2 separate regions of the Homo sapiens genome follow, and region 1 is linked to region 2. A link is a contact called in ENCODE Hi-C or POLR2A ChIA-PET data. All regions are on one chromosome and are shown on one strand. The core of a region is the stretch at or near the end of the contact, and the rest is flanking DNA. Distances in the headings are between cores, read along the strand shown. Region 1 overlaps KCP (kielin cysteine rich BMP regulator). Region 2 holds the start of OPN1SW (opsin 1, short wave sensitive).

Region 1 (6,487 bases), core at 93-2,592, 110 kb after region 2:
TTGGATTAATCCACCTCTCTGAGCCTCAGTTTCTTAATCTGTAAAAAGAGATTAATAATACTTCCCTCACTGGGTAACTATGAAAATGAAGCGAGAGACTTTATTAAGAGCACCAAGTACAGTCTGTGGCATGGAACAGGTGCTTAATCAATGTTAGTCTTCTTCCCTTCCCCTGAAGCACCCCCTAGCAAGTGTTGATCAGAGCAGCCCTCCCTGATGGATGCCAGGGATGACTGCACAGCATTATGAACGTATTTAATACCACAAACTGTACACTTAAAAATGGTTAGGATTGTACATTTTAGTGTCTTACCACCATAAAAAACAAACAAACAAACAAACAAACAAAAAACAGAAAAGTCGGCGAGGTGGCTCACACCTGTAATCCAGCTCTTTCGGAGGCTGAGGCGGGTGGATCACCTGAGGTCAGGAGTTCGAGACCAGCCTGGCCAACATGTTAAAACCCCATCTCTACTAAAAATACAAAAATTAGCCAGGCTTGATGGCGCATGCCTATAATCCCAGCTACTCGGGAGGCTGAGGCAGGTGAATCCCTCGAATCCAGAGGTTGCAGTGAGCCGAGATTGTGCCACCGCACTCCAGCCTGTGCGACAAAGCGAGACTCCGTCTCAAAAAAACCAAAACCCAAATAAAAAAACCAAATTGGAGAAAATAGGATTATCATTAAAAAAAAAAGTATGTTTTTTCTTTCTTTTTTTTTTTTTGAGACAGAATCTCGCTCTGTTGCCAGGTTGCAGTGTAGTGGCACCATCTCAGCTCACTGCAACCTCTGCCTCCCGGGTTCAAGCTATCCTCCTGCCTCAGCCTCCCGAGTAGCTGGGACTACAGGCATGCCCCATCATGCCCAGCTAATTTTTGTATTTTTAGTAGAGACGGGGTTTCACCATGTTGGCCAGGATGGTCTCGATCTCTTGACCTTGTGATCCTCCCACCTTGGCCTCCCAAAGTGCTGGGATTACAGGCGTGAGCTACCAACCTCGGCCTGTTTTTTCTATGTAAGGATAACGTTCACCTGTATTGCAAAGGTAGGTTATCATTTCAGTGTTGGTATAGGACCAGAAACAGAAAAAAATTCCCTCCACAACAAATGTAAAATGGCTGTGTTAGGTAAACAACTATTAAATCCAGGAGACAGAAATTGGCCATCTTTCAATATTTGTAATAAAAATAAAACTGTTTCTTTACTTTTCCCCCCAATCTTAATAAATTTTTACTCTAACAACGACAACAAAAAAAGCTCGCCCACCCCTGTGGCTGGGCTACCCCCTGCCTGCCTGGGCCTCACGTCTCAGCACAACTGTCGCCCTGCAGCGCCACCTGCTGGCCAAGATGCTCCACAAACTGCACCCAGCTGCGGAGAGGCAAAGGGTTCCTGTCAGCTTCCCCAGTTCCCTTAGGGATGGTGCAGCCCTCGCCGGCCAGGCATAGGGTTCCAGAACAGTCCACTGGAGTCAGGAAGAATCTGGGGCTGGGACTGGTGAGGAAGGGCGGCAGGGGGTGGCAGCCCTAACCTCATATCTCATCTACCCCCACATCCCTGGACTCACCGGCACAGGTGGGACAGCAGTGCTGGGGCCCAGGGGGCAGGAGCTGGCTGGGGGGGCAGCCCACCAGGCTGGGACACTGCCGCCGGTGACAGCGAAGGCTGGGAGGCCCCTCAGGCTGTGGCTACAAGAATGAGTGAGCAGCGGTGGGTCCTGGGCCACAAAAACCCAGAGCTGCCCTTGGCCGGGACTTCCGGCCCCTCCCTCTGCCTGCTGCAGCCTCTTCCGGGACATGTCTTGGGCCCTGAACTCAAGGCTGAAGAGAGACTCAGTGTCTTCTAGACGTGCTCCTCACCCCATGCCCTAGTCTCTGAGATGATGTCTCCTTCTCCTTTAAGTCACTTGGGCCTGAGCCCTCATGTGACCTTTGATCCTCCGGCAGGCTCATGCCATCCTCCTCCCCAGGCCCATGGCTTAGTACCCTGACCTGTGATGTCATTTGCCTGCTCCAAGCCCTTCCATGGCCTTGCAAATAGAATCTCCACAATATGACCCCTAGCCACGTCCCAGGTGGCTCTCCGGCCATACACACCCGCCCTGCACTGCAGCCAGGGGGGCCACCTACGGCCTCCTGCACACTTGGAACCTGCGCTCCTTGTCTAAACCCAGACCTCCTGGCCCTGTTGGCCCCAACCCTGCCTTGTCTCCTGGCCACAGGGATACACTCCTTTGGCCCCCAGAGTGCCTGCTCCATGCAGTGACCAGCTTGGCTGGGCCTCATCCCATGCTGCCCACTCCCCCCCGACGAGGTGCCCCAGCCCCACCACTGTGCCCTCACCTACCTCGCAGATGCACACTTCACAGGGGTCTGCCCCAGGCTGGAAGCTCTCCCCAGGCTCGTACTTCCGGCCCTCATGCTCACAGTCTTTGGGGTGGAGTGAGAGCAGAACGGGACCAGGGGTCCTTCAGGCTGGCAGCGAGGCAGGGGTGGAGTCCTCTATCTCCAGCCTCCCCCTGATCCCAGGGAGTGGAGTGTGCACAAGGACGGAGGCCACTTCTCCAACTGCCTGTCTCTGCCACCCGGCCCAGCAGCGGCAGGGAGGTGTGGGCCCAGGGCTCCCTCCTCGCCTTTCCCCTCCCGCCCCAGGCTTCCAGTACCAGAGCATTGAGGACAGCAGTCATGGGGCCCTTGGCGGGGCTGGGCGCAAGAGCTGATGCACTGGATGCGTGCACAGGTGACGACGCCCTCGTGACACACACAGGAGGAGCAGGCACTGTCGGGGGGCACCCATCTACTGCCTTCGGGGTGCTCTTCCCCATGAGCCAGGCAGCCTGTGGTGCAAAGTGGGCAGGGACGAGCTCGGAGGTTGAGATCTGGACATCTGCTCCTGGCCCCCACCCTCAGTGGTCAGCTAGGCACGTGGCGCCAGGAGTGAGTTTGCAGGGATATGGCGGGAAGGTGCGATGGGGCAGAACTCCTGTCTGTTGTGGAGGGGAAAGGCACTGGGAGGGGTTCAGAACACCTGGGTTCTAATCCTGTTCTGTTCCTACCTGCTCTCAAGACCAAGCTCCAGGCAGCAGGCACTGCCCAGTGCAGCCCGCACCGGCCACAGACCTGGCATGCAGCAGCTGTGTCATAAATGCATGTGGACCAGGTGAATGGCTCCATCGCTAACCATGTGCCCAAGGTAACTCAGTCTCTCCGGGCCTCAGTCTCCTCATCTGTTAAATGGGGATTTCCTCTGTCCTGCCTCCCTCCCAGAGCAAGTGAAATGCTATGACAGTTCTGTGGTTCTGTAGAAACACCACCACACTGCGCAGGGTGTGGGACGAGGGGGCAGTGGGCAGGCTAAGAAAGGCTCAAGTTCAGAGCCAGATGGTCCAAGTGTCCATCTTGACTCTGCCACCTTCTCTACCTCTCTGTACCTCCACTTTCTCGTCTGTAAAATAGGAGGACTAAGAGTGCTTATCTGGTAAGTTGTTGTGCTGATTAAATGAGATAATACACGTAAAGTGCTCAGGGCCTGGCACATGCTACCTGCTCACTGAATGTCAGGTATCTTGATGATGATGATGATGGTGGTGATGATGATGATGATGATGAATGGGGTGTGGTTAGGAAGAGGGGCAGCTTTTTGTTTTATTTTTTAGACAGAGTCTTCTTTGTTGCCCAGGCTGGAGCACAGTGGTGCAAATGCAGCTCACTGCAGCCTCAAACTCCTGGGTTCAAGTGATCCTCCCACCTTGGCCTCCCAAAGTGCTGGGATTGCAAATGTGAGCCGCTGCACCCAGCCCAAGACAGGCAGCTTTGAGGGAACTCTAACCAGCACCTGGAAGAGGGATGGTCTGGGCAGTCCCGGACAGGGAGAGGTAGGAGAAGCTGAAGGTGGCAAGGGTGTATGCAAGGGCCAGTTGTTGGGGCAGGGAGGTGGGAGAAGAGCTGGCTGAGGGGAGGGAGGTGGGGTGGACAGAGGGACACAGGGCCAAGGGGCTGAAGCAAGGGGTAGGGCTACAGGCGGCCATACCTCTGCAGCGAGGGCAGCAGCTCCCCCGCTCGGTGACCTGGAGCTTGCAGGGAAGGGGTGGGCACTGCAGCCGCACACAGCTGACCTGGCCAGCCTGTAGGAGATGCAGGGACACTGGCTCGCTGCCTAGGCTGGGGCCCAGAGGTGCTATGGTCCAGCTGTCACTCCACACCCCCCACCTCCTGCTATACCTGACAGCGACACCACTCACAGCTGCCTGCTGGTCCCTCAAACTCCTCCCCATCCTGGTGCTCCCGGCCCTGAGAGAGACAGCCTGTGGGGGACACACCTCCTGGGTGGGGGGCCTGTGCCACCCTGCCCTGCTCGGCCCAGCCTTAGGCCTGGCAGGAAGGGAAGGGGGAGGGAGAGGCGGGGAAGGGCATGGGGGCCGCGCATGAGGAAGGCAGCTCACTGTGGCAAACAGGGCAGAAGCAGGGGCCTGGAGAGGGGTGGGGGCAGAGAGCTGGGGGACATGGCTTCTTCTGGCAGCGCATGGAACCTTCCTGGGGGAGAGAGGCCCATCACACCCTCAACTGGACTGCACATTTCCCCAGGGCTGGAGCCCCTACTGAGCCTGCAGGGGCCCAAACACCCTCCCTTGGCCCGGGACACCTGAGCCCAGTCCTGTCCCATGAGATGTGAAGGGCAGAGTGTAGCCCTTGCCACCTGAGTGGAGGAGACAGCCTCTTCCTGGCCAGAGAGGAGTATCAAGGGAGGAAAGGTTACCAAGGTCCTAAAGGGGCTGCCTCACCTGGCAGGTGCAGAGGGAGCAGGTAGGGTCAAGTGGGTCAGGAAGGGTCTCTCCGGAGGCAGTAGTGACGCCATGGTAGCGGCATCCTGGCAGAGCGGGGAGTCCAACAGAAGAGCTGCCATCAACAGAACCTCCACTGTCACACACACACACAGCCCCTCCCCCTCCACACATACACAGCCACAGCCACAGACACACACATAGCCACACACACACATACCCATATACACAGCCACACCCACAACCACATACACACACACAGCCACACACATACATACACGCATATACACACAGCAGGTGGGAGTGCAACAGAAAACCTGCCATCAACAGAACTGCCACTGTCACATACACACACAGCCCCTCCCCCTCCACACATACACACACAGCCACACCTACACCCCCCCACACACAGCCACACACACATACATACACAACCACACCCACATATACATACAGCCACACACACACATACACACATATACCCATATACACACACAGCCATAGACACACACAGCCACACCCACACTCTCATACACACACACATAAACACACAGCCACACACACACATACACGCACCCACATACACACATACCCATATACACAGCCACATACACACACACACACACACATACACACATACCCACCTACACACAGCCACACAAACATACACATAGCCACGCACACACATACACATACACACCCACACACACAGCCATACAAACACATAGCCACACACACATCCCCACATACACAGATGCACACACACCCACACACAGAGACCCCCCCACATACACACCCACACACAGCCACACACACACATACACACACACACACACACATCCCACATACACAGACACAAATACAGACACACACACACATACCCACATACACACAGCTACAGCCATACACACACACACACACACACAGGGCCACACACACATACACAGCCACACAAACACACATATACACACAGTCACACATACACACACAGATACACAGCCACACACACAGATACACAGACACACATACGGTCACACACACACGTACACAGACACACATACACTGTCACACACACAGAGCAACACACACACACAGATACACCCACACAGAGCAACACACACACACACACACACATACACAGATACACCCAAACACACAGGCCAACACACACAGCCACACACAGATACACACATACACACATACAGCAACACATACACACACATATACACACGGCCACACACACACAGAGCAACACACACACACAGATACACAGATACACCCACACAGGCCAACACACACAGCCACACACAGATACACACATACACACATACAGCAACACATACATACACACACATATACACACGGCCACACACACACAGAGCCACACACACACAGCCAGACACACACACACACATACAGACACACACACATACACAGCCACACACACACAGAGCCACACATACACACACACATACATACAAACACACAGCCGTGCCCGGGACCTCTATCAAAGGTGAGGGAGTCGGAGAGTGAGAGAAAAGTATGGTGGAGCGGCAGGCAGTGGGAGGGCTGGGAGGAAAGTGGAATCGGTGAGAAAGGCACCCCGGGAGCCCCAGCAGGGGGAATGGAAGGGCAGGTGTGGCTCTACCCTGGCAGGTCGGGCAGCAGTGCCCAGAGGGGATGAGTGGGTGGCTGCAGCCCGGAGG
Region 2 (7,288 bases), core at 2,205-4,704:
GAAATAGACCAGTGGAAACAGTAGCTTTGTAGGCAAGAAGGCAATAGTAAGAAAATGAAAAATTGACTCCCCAAACTGCCATCACTCCTTTTACCATCTTTTTTGTGTTTTTAGTAGTTTGGTTTCTGACGGAGACAATAGAAACTTACTTAAAAGTAAAATTTAATTCTAGCTGTTGCAAACAGGCCAATATTGGGTCCTCAGTTGGGGCCAACTTGGGTAGACGAGACAGTAGAAACTTCTGTTTTCTGGGAGCTGCATGTGTCGGATTCATCTGTCATGGCCTTCCCACACACCATCTTCATGATGCAAGCTTGGAACTGGAGAGAAAGGTACAATTGGAGATAACCTTGGCAGATGAGGAAGTATGGGAAAAAAGACCTTATTCTCTGTATCACCAAAGCCTTGCACAATGCTTTGTACCCAGAATGCCCTTAGGTGGTTTTGAATCTATCTTCCCCATCCTGAAAACTATCTAGATTCCAGTCTAGAACTACTCCTGGGTCTACGGTAATCCTAAACTGGTCAAGTCTGAGACCTCACTGTTGGTAAATTCACAAACCATCCTGCTTCATAAAAGCACTGTCAGCAGAGGCCCCTCCATTACTAGCAGGTGCTCCCAGCTGGAAAGGACTGCCAATTCTCTTCTATCCAGGGAGGTTTCAAATTAGTTTTGAGTCTACCTCTGGGATTGAGGAAACAATACCATCTGAAAGTAGGGTTTTTGCCACTTAGGGTTTGGTGTTTATTAGCTCGGATTTCAGATGGGATAGGAAATCCCCCAGTACCTTCAGATGATAAGATATTTTAGAGATTTTTGCATGTGGTATGATTTCTGTGCTTCACACATGCTCGTGCAGGCTAAAAGTTGGAAGGGAAATGATTAAGAAATTATTAAATGCAAGGACTGAAAATTGAGAGGAATCTGAGTTTTTATTTTTATTTTTTTAATTTTATTTAAGTTCCAGGATACATGTGCAGGATGTGCAGGTTTGTTACATAGGTAAACGTGTGCCATGGTGGTTTGCTGCACGAGTTTTTCAATAAAATGCTTTCATTCATCCTGTTCTTTGGAGCAACTTCATTTTCCTGACTCAAGTTCTTTCCTCCGGGGTTCTATTTTCTCGTCTTGATAACCGTGCCTTCCTCCCTGTGCTTACCAAAGGCTTCCCAACCTACTCGGGGGTTTTGTGGCTTCCCTCGTCTACTAGAAACCTGGGTAGAGTCCAGGGTGCTCTGAGTTAAAAGTCAATGGTGAGAAAAGAACCAGGGTCTTCTGGACCATAGGAATGTGAATAAAGAGCTTTACCTGCTTATTCATGAAGCAGTAGATGATGGGATTGTAGATGCAAGCACTCTTGGAGAAGAATGAAGGAATGGTGACAAGCCGTAAGTCCAGCCCATGGTTACGGTTGTTGACCATGTACATGGCGAAGGCCGCGTAGGGCACGTAGCAGACACAGAAGGATCCTACCATCACAACCACCATGCGGCTCACCTCCCGTTCAGCCTTCTGGGTCGTAGCTGACTCCTGCTGCTGAGCTGCAACCTGGGGTGGAGCACGGAAAGCATCACATCTCTCTTTTTCCTGGCCCTCTGGATGCTTTTTTTTTTTTTTTTTAATTTTTAATTTTTAATTTTCTTTTTGAGACCGAGTCTCGCTCTGTTGCCCAGGCTGGAGTTGCAGTGGTGCAGTCTCGGCTCACTGAACCTCCACCTCCCGGGTTCAAGTGATTCTTTTGTCTCAGCCTCCTGAGTAGCTGGGGTTACAAGCACACACCACCATGCCCAGCTAATTTTCGCATTTTAGCATTTTGCCATGTAGGCCAGGCTGGTCTGGAACTATTGACCTCAGGTGATCCGTCTGCTTCGGCCTCCCAAAGTGCTGGGATTATAGGCGTGAGCCACTGCGCCCGGTCTCTGGATGCTTTTCTGTGGGATGGGGGAGGGGGCATCCACTCTGATTGCCTCTTTTCTGTCCCATCTCCTGGCCTAGTTCCTTTGGATCTCCATCATTCTCCCTCCTCCTACTTCCTTTGCTGCTTTTAGATACCCTCTCTGGCTATGGACATTTCCAGGCATCTTATGTTTCAGAGCACTCTTCCTTCTCATGTGGAGCCCCGAACCCCTTCTTCCCTGACTATCAAATGCCACTCACAGCTTTCAGGGCCCTCAGCAGCTGAGTGTAGGAGAAGCAGATGAGGGAGAGAGGCACAATGAAGCAGAAGATGAAGAGGAACCACGTATAGGACTCGCTGCGGTATTTGGTGCCCACGGTGTACCAGTCAGGGCCACAGGAACACTGCAGGCCCTCAGGGATGAACCTGCAAAGGACCAAACACTTGCTCACTGGACTCTCCACAAGAGTGCAGTGGGAGCTGAGATGCCTGGATTGTGTTCTCCACTTAGAACCCACGGAATGCCCTAAGGCTTCAAGCAGGGGGGTTTTCTGTCCTGACTGGGAGAAGCTACAGCAATTCCAACTGCAGAGTAAACGTTAGCACTTGTCTCCCACTGCCCTTTCGCCTCATATTGCAACTCTTTAAAAGTAGAGGTCAAAGACTAAATAGTTATACCCAAGCTCTCTTTCCACCCACATCAACCTGAGCTCCTAGTTAACTCAGCACCACTGCCCTGCACTCTCACCGGCTCCAGCCAAAGAAGGGTGGGATGGAGACGCCAATACCAATGGTCCAGGTAGCCAGGACCACCGTCAGTGCATGCTTGGAGCTGAAGCGGAAGTTGCCGAAGGGCTTACAGATGACAATGTAGCGCTCAAAGGCCAGGAAGGCCAGTGACCATCCTGTAACCAGACCTGTGGTGAAATGTGAGGATAATGGGCTAGACAGAGCCCCACCCAGCCTGGCTGGCAGAGTGGCAAACAGATCGGGTGGAGCAAGCACAGAGAGACAGGGCTGGACTGACATTTGGAGTGAAGACTCAAACATCCTATTTTAGCCAAACTTCTAGTCTGGGTTGCTTTGTACCCCAGTATTTTAAAAAGCACCAGACTCATTTCCCCCAGACTCCTCTTTAGGAACCCCCTCCAGTGGAGTAGCAACCTTTGCCTTCCCCTAACCCCTTTTTCCCCTGCAGTACCTGCTACAGTGCCCAGGAAGCCCTCCAAAGCACAAACATGGCGACCGAAGACGAAGTATCCGTTACAGCTGGCGACGAAGACAGGGAAGACAGAGAAGATGCAGAGGAGGAAGCCTCCGAAGGACACGTTGACCAGAATGTAGTTGAGGGGCTGCCGCAACTTTTTGTAGCGCAGTGTGGCCACCAGCACCATGGCATTGAGTGGGAACCCTATAAGGAAGACAGTGCCCATGAAAGCTGCCTGGAGGTAGAAGGCCCAGACAGGGGCAATGTGGTACTGAGGCCCATCCCACGGCCCCACTGAAGAGATATTTTTGAACAGATAAAACTCTTCCTCCGACATTTTTCTCATGGATGCCCCACACCCCCCTCTGAGTCCTCTTATAGGTGATCCTCCCACCCCACAAAACCCCTCCTCTAAAAACACTTGGGCTCTGTGAATGATCAATACTAATCCTAAACCTCCCAAGGACAAAGTTTGGGATTAGAAATCCCTAAACCACTACCTAAACCTTTTGTGGCCCCAAAGCCGATTGTGTTCTTCAGAGGATAAGAGATTGGGCTCAAATAATCTGGATATGCAATGCTGGGTGCTGGGATGAACAGAAGTGGACTCCCTGAGGTCTGGGAGGTGCTGACCCATATTCACTGAAGATGCTTCCACTTTTTTGTTCTTTTAATGGGGCTATAGAAAGGGCACGCCTCTTATTTTGGCTTCTGGCACAACTGTATCAGTTAAGTTTTCCTCAACTCATCTGCCCCTTTGTGGAAGGTGCCCATCTTAAGTCTGCTGAGAGGCTAGGAACCAGCCCTGGGCTGCAGGAAAGGGCTGGGAGTGGGGAGTGCCCTGGAAGCACATCAGTAAACAGCCTTGATGGAACAGGACTTAGGCAACTTGACAATGCCTAGAGGTCTAGGGCATCCCTGAGCCAGGCTGCCTCCATTTCTTTGTGTTGAATCTACTCAAAGAGTGTGCCTTTCCTACTCAGACCTCCAGCCAGGGAGGTGGGTCTGTTCACTGTCCTTACGCCATGTTCATGCCTACCCCTACCCTTAGCTCAACAAGTCGCCACAGTCTTCCTCCTGTCTGTTCATTGAAGTCTTATCTAGCCCTCACAGCCTACCTCACAAACACCTCTTCTGTGCAGCCCACCCCAGTGACACCAACTCTGCTTTAAGTTCCACCTGCACTTGTACTCAGTACTACACTTTAGGCTTTATGAATGAATCTTTTCCACCTCAGCAGATCATAAATATATAGATGAGTTGGCCGGGCGTGGTGGCTCAAGCCTGTAATCCCAGCACTTTGGGAGGCTGAGATGGGTGGATCACAAGGTCAGGAGATCGAGACCATCCTGGCTAACGGTGAAACCCCGTCTCTACTAAAAATACAAAAAATTAGCTGGGTGTGGTGGTGGGCGCCTGTAGTCCCAGCTACTTGGGAGGCTGAGGCAGGAGAATGGCGTGAACCCGGGAGGCGGAGCCTGCAGTGAGCCGAGATCACGCCACTGCACTCCAGCCTGTGGGACAGAGCGAGACTATATATATAGATGAGTTAAAAGTGACACACTTTAGGTATAAGTAAGTTTAAAAGTGAAAGGATGGTCCAGTAATGGCAGAATAGTTTATTAGATGAATGCCCCCTTAGGCAAAAAAATTGTAAACTGGACACAATATGAAAAACAACTTTTTGAAAACACCTAAAGTATCCAAAGCAGGCAGAAACTGAAAGGAACTCAACTCTTCAATGAAAAGAACCATCTACATTGTTGTTTTTTTTTTTCCCTGAGTGTACTCCCGAGTATAAATGGCACAGGATAGCTAGAACTTGAGCAGAAAGCCCCAGCCTTTTTTGGCTTGAAGAGTCAGAGGACAGAGGACAGGAGACAGAGGACAGTTTGGGACTCCAGAACAGCTGAAGGTGGATTTCCTGGAATGAAAGAAGCCACAGAAGGCAAAGTCTTTAAATCTGCATATAAACTCCCCTCAAATCATAGGCTGACTGCTGAACTGTGGATGGAGGAATTTCCAAGAGCCCAGTAAAAGACAACCACTGGAGGTCTGAAAGAGCTAAGCAGATTTTGACTGTTACCCACTGTAGCAGAGAAAGAGTTTGAATTTGAATCCCAAGTCAGAGGGTCTGGGTAAACACTTAGGGCTTTCTACTTGAAACTCCCAAAAGGCCACACCATAGAGCTAAAATCTATATCCCAGGACTAAATATTTGTTCTGAGAGTAAGGTCAAAGCCAAAGCTGACTCATACTAGCAAAAGATAAAACCAAGCCTCAGCGGGTTCAAGGTGATCAACTAGTAAGTTAATTGCTTATTAGAACAAAAATCAACACCCCTCAATGGAAGATAACCCAGTTTCTAAAGTTCACTATCTACAATGTCTAATATACAATGAAAAATTAAAAGGCGTGTGAAAGAAAAAAAAAACCCACAGGAAAATATGAGTCATAGCCAAAAGAAAAAGCAAGCAATAGAAACAGAACCTGAGATGACCCAAGAAGTTGGCACCAGCAGGAAAAACTTCAAACAGCGATATAAATATATTCAAGAACTGGAAGGAAAAAAATGATCATCGTGAGTTAATGGATCTCAGCAGAAGAATGGGAAAAATAAAATAGCCAAATGGAAATTCCAGAACTGAAAACTACAACATGTCAAATGAAGAATTTACTAGATGGCTGAACAGCAGATTGGACAGCAGAAGAAAGGATCAGTGAACTTACAGATAGATCAATAACAAAAAGATATCTGGAAAATCCCCCAAACACTTATGAATAAGCAATATACATCTAAATATCCTGTGAGTCAAAAGAGAAATCATAAGGAAAAACTGAAAGAATTTCAGCTGAATAACAACAAAAAAGTATTAGAAATTGAAGGAGTCAGCTAAAGCAGTACTTAGAGAAAAATTTATAGCTTTAAGTATTTATACTAGACAATAAATGTTTAAAATTTAAACTTTCACCTTGAGAAGCTGAAAGGGTGAATCAAATCTAAAATAAATAGGGGCAGATACTAAAAAGCAGAGCAGAAAACATTGAAATTAAAAATGAATAAAGAATGGAGAAAAATCAATGAAACCTGAAGCAAAACAAAATAGTTCTCTCCTGTCTCCAGCATCTCCTCAGTAGGATCTGAGCCAATCTCAGGTCACTGCAACCTCCATCTCCTGGGTTCAAGTGATTCTCTTGCCTCAGTCTCCCATGTAGCTGGGATTACAGGTCTGTGCCACCATGCCCAGCTAATTTTTGCATTTTTAGTAGAGACAGGGTTTCACCATTTTGGCCAGGCTGTTCTCAAACTCCTGACCTCAGGTGATCTGACCACCTCGGCCTCCCGAAGTGCTGGGATTACAGGCATGAGCCACTGTGCCCAGCTGACTTAATTATTTCCGAAAGACCGCCACTCTCATGTGCATGCGCACACATGCACATCCCACACAAACACTCGGCCGCAGGTGGGAGTCCTGGTGGAGGTTACTGGGGAGAGCCAGCTAAGGGTCCAGTCAGATTGCCTGAGTCATGGGGGGAACAGGGTGGGAGGGCACTGTCTGGGAAGGTGTGAGGACAGTATTAGGAGGGGCCAAAGATGTGGCCACCTAGCCTTGTACAGATGAGCAGAGCTGCTCATCCGTTGCCCTGGGCAGGACTTCAGGACCAGGGCCAGAGGTCACCTTAAGGTGCCTATCCCTGAGCAGGGCACATGGACTGTGTGTGAGCCTGGCCTGCGTGGAACAAGCCAGCCTCCACTGTCCGCTGGGCTCTGCTGAGGTGCCCACCTCTGCAAACATTTCTGATGGGAGGCTAAATGGCGAGGGTGCAAGACACCCCGGGCCCTTTTACATCCAGTGTACAAGGCTAGGTGGCCACATCTTTGGCCCCTCCTAATACTGTCCTCACGCCTTCCCAGACAGTGCCCTCCCACCCTGTTCCCCCAACAGCAGAGGGAGACAATGGGCCCAAGCTGGAGGCAACCCAATCCCTGAGGGGCTCAGACCAAAAAGAGCCTCACCCAAGCGCAAAGTCTTACCGGTGCTCAAGCCATGGACAAAAATTCTCCAAAGTCATGGAGGCCACGGAGTAGGAGGAGGCAAGCTTCTGAGGAAGGGGCATGGGGTAAAGGAGGAAGAGAAAATAGAAAAACTGGAGGCAGACTGGGCACGGTGGCTCACACCTG

The links. Hi-C counts contacts between places; a loop is a spot of excess contacts on that map. ChIA-PET counts read pairs that join two places held with the same protein, here RNA polymerase II (POLR2A). Pooled maps may share reads with other maps.
Region 1: a loop to region 2 is called in a pooled map, with 3 times the contacts of the local background. The contact joins the enhancer-like site here to the promoter of OPN1SW in region 2. A Hi-C loop is called at or near these places in 3 of 168 maps with a recorded cell type or tissue (endothelial cell of umbilical vein, gastrocnemius medialis and testis) and 3 of 50 pooled maps. POLR2A ChIA-PET finds 5 or more read pairs at or near these places in 3 of 52 experiments (AG04450 and WTC11).

What each region holds. Positions count from the first base shown.
Region 1 is chr7:128,882,434-128,888,920 of GRCh38, forward strand. It overlaps KCP (kielin cysteine rich BMP regulator), which reads right to left. Exons shown (of 40, transcript NM_001366122.1): 22 at 6,430-6,487; 23 at 4,782-4,867; 24 at 4,443-4,533; 25 at 4,222-4,304; 26 at 4,031-4,124; 27 at 2,664-2,837; 28 at 2,348-2,430; 29 at 1,569-1,689. Among named protein-coding and RNA genes, the nearest start is that of SPMIP1, 19 kb to the left of the region's middle. RefSeq lists a silencer at 1,202-1,496 and enhancers at 1,242-1,351, 1,802-2,061, 2,286-2,885. Within about 2 kb of position 1,343, at least 3 of the 41 ENCODE cell types and tissues checked have a DNase peak (open chromatin) inside an H3K27ac peak, as active enhancers do.
Region 2 is chr7:128,772,340-128,779,627 of GRCh38, forward strand. It overlaps OPN1SW (opsin 1, short wave sensitive), which reads right to left and starts at 3,455. Exons shown (of 5, transcript NM_001385125.1): 1 at 3,100-3,455; 2 at 2,647-2,815; 3 at 2,159-2,324; 4 at 1,310-1,549; 5 at 146-320. The coding sequence starts at 3,442. The coding sequence ends at 201. It overlaps CALU (calumenin), which reads left to right. Exons shown (of 7, transcript NM_001219.5): 7 at 1-1,061. RefSeq lists cis regulatory regions at 3,441-4,008, 3,449-4,443, 3,452-7,288, 3,452-7,251, 3,452-4,551 and 1 more.